2 separate regions of the Homo sapiens genome follow, and region 1 is linked to region 2. Evidence: read pairs that join two places in POLR2A ChIA-PET (ENCODE). Cell type or tissue: PC-9. All regions are shown on one strand. Links, peaks and the distances in the headings refer to the core of each region. The heading gives the core; the rest is flanking DNA. Region 1 has its middle 24 kb from the start of LINC01625. Region 2 has its middle 95 kb from the start of LINC01625.

What was found. ChIA-PET counts read pairs that join two places held together with the same protein. Peaks named below come from ENCODE experiments on the same cell type or tissue, not always from the same donor. Only the 100,000 strongest peaks of a DNase experiment are listed, where the experiment ranks them.
Region 1: POLR2A ChIA-PET joins it to region 2 with 5 read pairs; 3 of 35 experiments call an interaction of 5 or more read pairs at or near these places.

Annotation. Positions count from the first base shown.
Region 1 is chr6:139,496,285-139,501,666 of GRCh38, reverse strand. No RefSeq gene overlaps it. Among named protein-coding and RNA genes, the nearest start is that of LINC01625, 24 kb to the right of the region's middle. In PC-9, for the core only: no CTCF peak of the experiment used is centred there; no DNase peak of the experiment used is centred there.
Region 2 is chr6:139,566,507-139,571,888 of GRCh38, reverse strand. No RefSeq gene overlaps it. Among named protein-coding and RNA genes, the nearest start is that of LINC01625, 95 kb to the right of the region's middle. In PC-9, for the core only: no CTCF peak of the experiment used is centred there; DNase peaks (open chromatin) are centred at 2,078 and 2,888; H3K27ac peaks cover 2,019 bases.

The sequences.
Region 1 (5,382 bases), core at 322-5,321, 70 kb after region 2:
CACCTGCCACTATGCCCGGCTAATTTTTTGTATTTTTTAGTAGAGACGGGTTTTCATTGTGTTAGCCAGGATGGTCTTGATCTCCTGACCTCGTGATCCGCCCACCTCAGCCTCCCAAAGTGCTGGGATTACAGGTGTGAGCCACTGCACCTGGCTGCAATTTTTTAACTTTACTATGGTTTTGTTGTTGGGAGAAGTACTGATGTAATCACTCTAAAACAATTTTGTGTAGATTACGGAATACAGCAAATAAGCAAATGTATTCACATTGTTGAGAACCAAGGTTCTCACTGTAAGAGGAGGAAGCTATAACTAGGGAATAGGGGAAGACAAGGAACCCTGTAATTGCTGAGTATGAACTCCTGATTTAACAAAAAGGAAAAAAGAGATCTCCTAGCTTTCCTCACTGAAAAGGCCTAAAGTAATGACACCTCAGTGGCCATAGCACACTTAGTATTCAGATCATGGTTACTAAATACCATTGTTTACAAAAAGTAGCCAGGTGTCCTTGGGAAGCTGCTGACTCAAGGGTTAAGGGACAAGGTGAGTCAGAATATCTAGCTGTGCCAGAAAGCAAGAAAGTGCTCAAAGACCAATGAGAGTATACTAAAAGAACTACAGGAACCATCTCGAAGGAGCTCTATTGGCCAAATTAGAATAATATGAAAAAGAATAACAATGATAATAAATTATAATACATTGAATCCAAAAGAATACATGAGTTCACAGTTATTCAAAAAATGGAGGATTAAAGTTCTTATTCACAGAAGAATATCAACTATAGACAATATGTTAATATTAGAAAATCTCATTTTGCAACCACCAATGTAATAATTGATGCAGGCAAGATCAGAAGTGGATGCTAAAACCTTTTGGGGGGTGATAGGCCCAAACAATCTCAAAATACTACCCCGTATATTGCTTATTAATTATAAAAGGGAAGAGTCCCCCTTACTGTTGTAACATCTGGCAGACTTCAACTTAACCAAAAAGTCAAGCTTTGCATCACCAATATTGGAGTAAGTGACAAGATATGCCATAATAAGAAGTAAACTGCATCACTTCTGTAATATACATGCACCATCCCCCAGGAAGCAGGATAAGGGGCTCCGGGTCAGGCAAATTTCAGTCGCTATCCCAGCAAGATGAGATAATCACAAGAATTTTAAAAAGAGACATGACTAAATAGTATGCATAAGCCTTCGCTGAGTTAAAAAAATCACAATTTAAAAAGACATTATATTGGAACAAGATGCAATTTGAATATGGATTAATTATTAAATACTATTAGTTTATTTATGTTAAATTTCATTCCTATGCTAATAGAATTGTGGTCAGGTAGACATGTGCTTTTCCTTAGGAAATATATGCCAAAGTATTTAGGAATAAACTGCCATAATGTCTGCAACTTACTTTCAGGTGGTGCACATAGATAGATAGATATAGCAGATGTGGCAAACTGTTAACAACTGAAGCATTAAAGTAAGGGGCATACTCTGTCAACTTTTCTACAGATTTGAATTGTTTCATTTAAAATGAAAGTGATGGAAAAAGATCAGATTGAATCCATAAGTTGATAGGGAACCAATACATTATTTTAAAACTGGTAAAAGGAAGGCATCAAGCATTTATTCTCCCTTCCCTAAAAGAACTGTAACGCAGGGTAACCAAACAGTTCACTAAGGAATTTTCTTTATATAGACATTTTCTGTACAATAAATGGAGTAGAAGTTGAGTAGCACCATTTGTAACTCCTAATGGATTAATGGATCTAGACATAACTGCCAACCAGCATGCTAAAGAGAGAAACACCAAAATATACTTACCACCTGATGGAAGTAGACAGTACCACCCATGACGTAGTCTTGCCAAATCAAACAAACAACAACAACAAAACTCTGATCTTACCAAGTTTCTACATTTGACTGTCAATATAGAGGAAACAGGGAGGTGGGAGGTGGGGGATGGGGAGTGGGAGGCGGCGGGGGTGGGGAGCGGACAGAGCAATATGGTAAACATCACCATGGGGATGCAGTCATTCACATTTGGGAAGAGGTTCCTGGGAGACCTACAGGCCAAACAACCTAGTTCTTGCCCAGTTAAATTACTAGAGGAAAAATGTGGAGAAGGACAACTATTATCTTAAAAGAAACTTAGAAGACGTTGTGATTTATAGACCTTATTTATAATCTTCATTCATGTAAATAAACTTATGGAGGAAAAAAGTATGAGAGAAACGAGTGGAAAATGTAAACATGGCTGGGATATTCATGATGTTAAGGAATTATTTTTAGTCATTTTTAGACAGATAATGGTATTTGTGTTCTTAAAAAGAGCTCTTATCTTTTAGAGATATCCTTTGAAATATTTATGGATGAAATAATATGATGCCGTGGATTTACTGCAAAATAATGGGGTATAGATGGAGCAAGAATGTACAAGTTGATAATTGGGAAAGTAACTGGTGAAGGGTACAGGGCTATGCCTTACATTAATCTCCTTGGAAAATAATTAGAAGTTTGAATTTTTCTGAAATCAAAGATTAGTTGAAAAAATAAAATGAAGTCAGCTTTGGAGAAAAAGTCAGACAAAAGTCAGCTTCGGCAAGTGCCTCCTACTTTGCTTGAGCCCCTACCATGGGGCACTTCCATTCTCTCATTTAATTCTCACAGTCACATCCTCACACAGCAGGCGTTGCAGAGATTCAGCATGTATCCTCTGGTGTCAGGTCTCCTGGTTTCAAATCTCAGTTCTGCCAGTGGCTACTGGGCCAATTAGTCTCAATTTCCTTATCTCTAAAATGGGGTGACAATAATATTTGCTACTTCACAGGATTGTAGTGAGGATTAAACAATGAATTAGTGACACAATTTAGCTATTAGGGCTTGTTGTTAGTAAGTGATGGAGCTGGGATATGATCTAATTTGTTTGGCCTAGAAACTATCATCCTGCACTTCGCTGCCTGGAGGATAGTGGGTATACATGTACGTGTGCATCAGTTTTCAGTACTCTCTGCCAAAGCCACTTCATCCACCCTGTTAGGCACATCTTAAATTTTAAATATCAGCAGCAAAATTTAGGATATGCCAAGAAAAAGGATTGTGCTGTTAACAGAATCATATATAATAACTTAGGTGAATACTCATGGATTTATTGATTCATTCAACACATATTCACTAAACTTGGCTCTGCAATAGATGAGAACAATTTAATAACGTAGATACAGCCACTGTTCTCACAAGTTTACTAATCAGGAACCATGTTGGGACTTCAACTACAGAGCTAGCTGGGAGGTAGAGGATGCCAAGTGGGGCAGAAAGATCCATCCTCTGAGGCTGGCCCAGCAATGACCAATGAGCAGTAAGTCCAGGATTTAATCAACTCTAGCATAATTCTGGAAATCATCAGCAGTTGTAGGAGTAAACCAATAGGCAGATCTCAGCCACAGTGACTCCAGGCAATGATCAAATGTGTGGGAACCAGCCAGGGAGCAGAAGAAGTGTTTCCTGGAACTCTGTCCATCCATAGAAGAATTTTTTTTTAAGAAGCTGGGGAATGGAAGGGAAGATTTCAATTTCAGAAACAAGGTTTGAGGCTGGGTGCCGTGGCTCACAACTGTAATCCCAGCACTTTGGGAGGCTGAAGCGGGCAGATTGCTTGAGCTCAGGAGCTCAAGACCAGCCTGGGCAAATGGTGAGACTCCGTCTATACTAAAAATACAAAAAATAAAAATAAAAAATTGGCCGGGCATAGTGGTGCACGTCCGTGGTCCCAGCTACTCGGGAGGCTGAGGTGGGAGAATCACTTGAGACCAGGGGGCGGAGATTGCAGTAAGCCAAAATCGTGCCACTGCACTGCAGCCTGGGTGACAAAGCAAGACCCTGTCTCAAATAAAAAAAAAAGAAAAAAAAAAGAAAGAAGAAAGGAAAGAAAAGAGGTTTGGCAAGAATAAGAAAGGATATTTGCGCTCTATCATACCAGCAGGGCCCTAATTCTGAGGGATCTGTGGTCCCAGCCAAGAGAGGTAGGAAGACCATGGAGACTATGGGAGATCAAGGTCAGAGGCAAGTTCTGAAGCCTAGACCATGAAGGGTGGGGCCAGGGAATCCTGCCCTAAAACTGCTATTTGAATATTCACTGTGGCCCCTTATCTTACTCTGGTTTCCCAGAATGGTACCCTGAGATAAGAGTTCATGTGCAAGTGGCTTATGAAGAAATTCTCCCAAGAGAAGCGAGGAAGGGAATGGAAGAAATGAGAACAGGAAAGAAGGAGAAGAAGAAAAATATAGCCAGACAAGGATTGCAATTTCAGGCAAAGTCTCAAGGGATAGCTTCGACTGGATCCTTCAGAACTTCTGGAGTATATATTTTGCCTGTGTTTGTTTCAAATGGAGGCAAGAAAGCTGGGCTTTTCTGCTCCTAGATAAGACTGTCACAGGCTCAGGGCTTCCTGTGAGAGATCTACGTTCTCAGGCACTTCCAGGTCTTTGCCTTTCTGGCCAAAATGGCTGGGATAATTCCAGGGCTGACCTCTGAAAAGTGTCAGGTGCAGGCTTGTCAAAGCAAAGAAACCCAGAAGCCAGTTGAGGAGCATACAGACCATCAAATGGGTTCTGAAGAGCTCTGGGCAGAGTACCAGTCATGTCCAGCTCACATCTCTACTCCCAGTTCTGGGCTTACTTGTCAGTAAAGGACCATCTGGGAGATGCCCATGGGTCTAGCCATTGTGAGTATGCTGCAGAGCTTTAGTGCACATGTTGCAAATTACTTTCAACTTCCAAGTATGACAGAGCTAAACAGCTGGTAAACTCAGGGACTTTGATTATTGACTCAAAATTGGGTAACATGGAGCCAACAGGTTCAGAACGCAGGCTCCCACCCATGCCTGATGCCTGTGGATGTCAGTTCTGGTTATTAAGGGTGGCCTGTTGGCCTCAGAGCCACTGGGAGCCCTGGCTGCAGGCTCTCAGCACCACTGCTCTCTCTGCCTCTCTCCAGTATTTCCAAACAGCAAGATCCCAAATCTGTTCCCCACTCAGGTCTCTCCTCATTCCTTCCAGATCCATTCCTTGAAGCTAGATGCTGTTCCTGATCTTCATTGCCTCATATAAATAGGAGGCCTGGCAAGGCACGGTGGCTCGGGCCTGTAATCCCAGCACTTTGGGAGGCCAAAGCAGGCAGATCACCTGAGGTCAGGAATTTGAGACTAGCCTGGCCAACATGGTGAAACCACATCTTTACTAAAAATACAAAAATTAGCCAGGCACGGTGGCACACACCTGTAATCCCCTACTTGGGAGGCTGAGGCAGGAGAATCGCTTGAACCCTGGAGGTGGAGTTTGCAGGGAGCCTAGATTGTGCCACTGCACTCCAGCCTGGACA
Region 2 (5,382 bases), core at 271-5,270:
GGACTTGGGGTCGGGTGGGGGGGCGCTGGTTTCAAGATAACTCAGGCGCATTACATTTATTATGCACTTTATTTCTATTATTATTACATTGTAATATATAATGAAATAATTATACAACTCAGCCAGGCATGGTGGCTCACGTCTGTAATCCCAGCACTTTGGGAGGCCGAGGCAGGTGGATCACGAGGTCAGGAGATCGAGACCATCCCGGCTAAAACGGTGAAACCCCGTCTCTACTAAAAATACAAAAAAATTAGCCGGGCGTGGTGGCGGGTGCCTGTAGTCGGGAGGCTGAGGCGGGAGAATGGCGTGAACCCGGGAGGCGGAGCTTGCAGTGAGCGGAGATCGCGCCAGTGCACTCCAGCCTGGGCGACAGAGTGAAACTCCGTCTTAAAAAAAAAAAAAGAAAAAAAAAGCAGAAAAGAAATAATTATACAACTCACCATAATGCAGAATCAGTGGGAGCCCTGAGCTTGTTTTCCTGCAGGAAAACTAAACGGTCCCCTTTAGGGGTGATGGGAGACAGTGATAGATCATCAGGCATTAAATTATCATAAGGAACACACGGCCTAGATCCCTCTTAGGCGTAGTAGGGTTCGCGCTCCTATGACTATCTAATGCCACCACTGATCTGACAGGAGGCGGAGCTCAGGCCATAATGTGAGTGATGCGGAGTGGCTGTAAATATAGATGAAACTTCCCTCATTCGCCCACCTGCCGCTCAGCTCCTGCTGTGCGTCCTGGTTCCTAACAGGTCACAGACTAGTACTGGTCCATGACCTGGGGGTTGGGGACCCCTGTTCTAAGGTATTGAGGATTTTGACCTCAACCTATGAATTTCAGGGGAATGCAATTCAAATCATAACATGCAGGAACAAAAGAAATTCCCTGCTGCCAAAAAACTTAAATTCAAATGTCAGGAGACATTGAATGTATGTGTGTATTTCTGTGTGTTTCAGAGGCAGTGAAAAATGCCCGAAAGTACCAGAGCAGTGACAGAGTTTAAGGGATTGCTACTTAAGATCCTCTCTGAAATGCCTTTTGAGCAGACCTGAATAAAGCCAGAGGCTGGACCTCGTGAAAATCCAAGTGGAAGCGTGGTCTGAGCGAACAGCATAGTGAGTGCAGATGCTCTAGACTAGAACCTCTCATTGCTGCCTCCCGCTGCAAAAGGGTCTGGGAAGTGTTAATTGTGCCAGGCACGATGTGTGCTGGGAGATATTTCACTACCAGCCCTTGGTAATTTCCTCTCCCTTTTGAAGACTTATTTCAATATTTTTTGAGCATCTACTATACTCAGCCTGCTTGGAGCTAAGTGAAAATCAAAATGAGACTGATCTTTGTCTTCTTGGAGCAAGGTTTTAAACGACTACATAATATTAGATTGGACAAGCCATAATAACTCATTGTAATTTTACTTTTCACCTCACTTCTAAGAGAAAGAAAGACCAAATAGCCTCTGAGAGAATTTTTCCCATGATAGGGTATTAAAACTTCACAAGACTCATTCCATTGGCAGCTGCTCAATTGCTGGAATTGGCTTTTATCTCAAATTAAAATCTGATACTTACACCTACTGGACGTAGAACAACACAGAACAAATATTTTTTCTCTTCCGTGTGATCATTCTTAAAATTTTGAAGAAAACTTGAATGTTTATTTATTTCCTCATTGCCTTTCACTCTCTATGTACCCCACAGTCCCTGCAATATTTATTTGCCTCTGGGTACTCTCTACTTAGTCCGAGTTTTCACTAACTGCTAGGCCTAGAGAATATGGGTTGCATGTAGGTTTTGAACATTTCCATGTTCAGTGGGAGTGTTGTTTATTGTGATGTAGATGTTATGCTTCCATTAATCCAGCCCAAGATTAAGTCAGCATTATTTGTAATCATAATGAAATGCTGGCTTCCATTAAACATTCAAATGAACATATTTTTACTTCAGCGTTAGACTTTACATTCACCACCTTCGTATTTCATCTTACTGGTTTCGATCTTCCATCTGCATGTCTTGATACTTTTTCAAATCATGACTCCATATCTATTGCACTGTGACAGAAAAGAGAAGTCCTCAGATTATTCACCGTATGACTCTGACTGAGTCACTTGATTTTCCTGAACCTCAGTTCTGCCCACTGTAAAAATAAAGGAGAGTTGGGATCTAGCAATAAGTCTGTTCTGTATAGTTGTGAGAATCAAACATGACAATCTAGGCAAAACTATTCTTTAATATGAGAAACACTATGCAAGTGTTAGTTAATAGGATTGATAGGATTGGCTTTTCTTCTTGATTTTTGTCAACTGTAAAAGTGACAAGTGTGTTTTCTATGTCTTTAGCCAACTCATTAATTCAAATGCCAGGCAAATTAAGACCAAAATATTAATCAATGTGCTTTAGGTTTGTTTACAACCTGTTGTGAATCTATCTAAAGGTATTATGACCCTATTGGTATATTCAGTTTACCTTAACCTCAAAGATCTCATCAGCCTGGCTGTGTGTCAACACGATATGGTGTAGTAGTTACCATCAACTGCTTTGAGTCGGACAAATTTAGCCTCAATTCCGGCTCAGCCACTCACTGGCAAGTAATTCGTGTAAATTACTTGATCTTACTGATTCTCTGTTTCTTATCTTTAAAAAGGGAGATAAACAAAGTACTTACCTACTGGAACTATTGTGAGGGGTAAATAAAGCAGAGCCTAGCATAGAGTAAACGTTCAACAGTGGTTGCAATTTTTATGATATTATGAAAATTAAGTCATCCTAGTCAATCCTCTGATCTTATGAAGTAGCTCTATTTCAAAAACAATAAAATAAATTAAGCTAGCATAACATGACATTCCCTGTGAACCTATGTTCACTCCCAGTAACCACCACATTCCTTTGTTAACAGTCATGAACCATTAGCTTAAAAATCCATTCTTGACTTTTTCTAGGTTCACCATCTGAGAATAGCTGATCTGTTTGTGAATTATGGAATCTGCTTCCTTTTTGTGAAAAATTAATTGACATTTCCCTTATTCATTCATCTCTTGGTCTCTGAAAGATCTCAGTAGTTACTGATATTAATCCTCAGTTCATATTCACTCATTCAAAATGAATATTCTGAGTATCTACTATTTGCCCAACATTCCAGTTTTCTCAGCAGCCTGGCATAACTTGCGCCTGTCCTGTGTTCTCATTTAAAGTGACCAGGCTTTGTCTTACTGTCCACTTATCTATGTAGACTTGCAGTCAACTCCCTCTTTACATTGTTTGTGAATGTGGACAAGTCATTTAATGCTAAGTCACAATTTCCACCCCAGTAAAGTAGGATAACTACTGTGACTACCTCACAGGGCAAAAATAAATGAGACGAAGTGAAAAAAAAAAGTCCCCCAAACCCAAAGCACCCCCCAAAATTAATTCAAGGCATAATTTTCTTTTCCTTCCAGCCAGCAGACCACTTTCCTTGCTGCTGAACGTGAAAACAGAATATGAATTTACCAGTTCTGTTATCTGTTATTATTACACCATCTGCCCCAAGCAGTTTGGAATCACTTCCTTGTTCTACTTTCAAACACAGATGAAAATGACTTTTTGTGGTCTTTAACATTTTCAATAAACCCAAATTTTGTTATTTTTTGTTATTCATTTGTTATTTATACCCCTATGATATTCTGTATTAAAATACAAGTACAGTCAGATCCAGCCAAACCAAAAAAGGATGAAGAGATCAAGCATGAAAAGGAGGAGATAGAGCCTTGCTCTGACTGGATCATAAACCTGCCTGGGAGCAAGATGACAGAATGGAAGTCTCCAGTGCTCATTGTCCCTCTTCCTTACAGGAACATCAAACTGCACAGCTATCCAAACAAAAAAGCGCTTTCCTTAGAACCAAAACTCGGCCGGGCGCAGTGGCTCACGCTTGTAATCCCAGCACTTTGGGAGGCCGAGGCGGGTGGATCACGAGGTCAGGAGATCGAGACCATCCTAACACGGTGAAACCCCATCTCTACTAAAAATACAAAAAATTAGCCGGGCGTCGTGGCGGGTGCCTGTGGTCCCAGCTACTCGGGAGGCTGAGGCAGGAGAATGGAGTGAACCTGGGAGGCGGAGCTTGCAGTGAGCCAAGATCGCACCACTGCACTCCAGCCTGGGCAACAGAGCGAGACTCCATCTAAACAAACAAACAAAAAGAACCAAAACTCAGGTAAGCAATCACAGTACTGGGTTTTAACATCATATTAAGGAAAGAGGCACAGAAGAGAGTAGGAAAGACAGTCCAGAACTGTTGACACCACCCTTCCTCCATCCCCTGGCAGTGGCTGCATGGCACACAGACAGCATCTGTGTGCTTGGGGAAGGAAGAGCACAGTGATTGTGGGACTTTGCGTTGGAACTCAGTGCTGGCTTGTTGCAGTGGAAAACAACACAGGGCAGAACTCAGCCCGTGACCATGGAGGGAGTGTTTAGACCAGCCCGAGCCACAGGCAAATCATTCATCATAGCAGTTGGAATCTGAGTTCCGGCAGACCCCCCACTCACTGCAGGCTAAAGTGCTCTGGGGATCTAAATAAACTTGAAAGGTACTCTAGGCCACAAAGACAGCAATTCCTGGGCAAGTCCTGGTGCTCTTCTGGGCTCATAGCCAGTGGACTTGGGGGGCACATGACCTAGTGAGACACCAGCTGGGAGTGGGAAGGGAGTGTTTGCACCACCTCTCCCCCAACCATAGGCAGTGCAGCTTGCAGCTCTGAAAGAGACTCCTTCCCTCAGTTTGAAATAAGAGTAAAGGAGACTTGGTCTTTCAGCTCGGGTACCAGCTCAGTGACAGTACAATAGGATAGCAGACAGGGTCCTGAGACCCTCATTCCAGGCACTAGCCCCTGGATGACATTTCTAAACACATGTTGGGCCAGAACCATTTCCAGCTGTGGTAGCTATAGGGAGAGAATTCTTCTGGAGGGAAGGAAAAGGAAGAGTAAAATGAACTTCATCTTGCAGCTTAGGTACTAGCGTGGCCACAGTAGGACAGTGCACCAAGTGGGCTCCTGGAGTCCTCAATTCCAGGCTTTGGCTCCTGGAGGGCATTTCTGGACCTTCCCTGGGCCAGAAGGGAGCCCACTACACTAAAGGCAGAGACTCAGGACTGGCAGGATTCACAAGCTCACTGAAGAGGCCTTGACCCTTGAGTGAACATGGGTGGTAGCCAGGGAATACTTGCCACAGGCTAGGGGTAGCGGTGGCCATGGAGAGAGACTCCTCTACTTAAAAAGTGTGGAGGGGGCCGGGCTCAGTGGCTCATGCCTGTAATCCCAGCACTTTGGGAGGCCGAGGCGGGTGGATCACGAGGTCAGGAGATTGAGACCATCCTGGCTAACACGGCGAAACGCTGTCT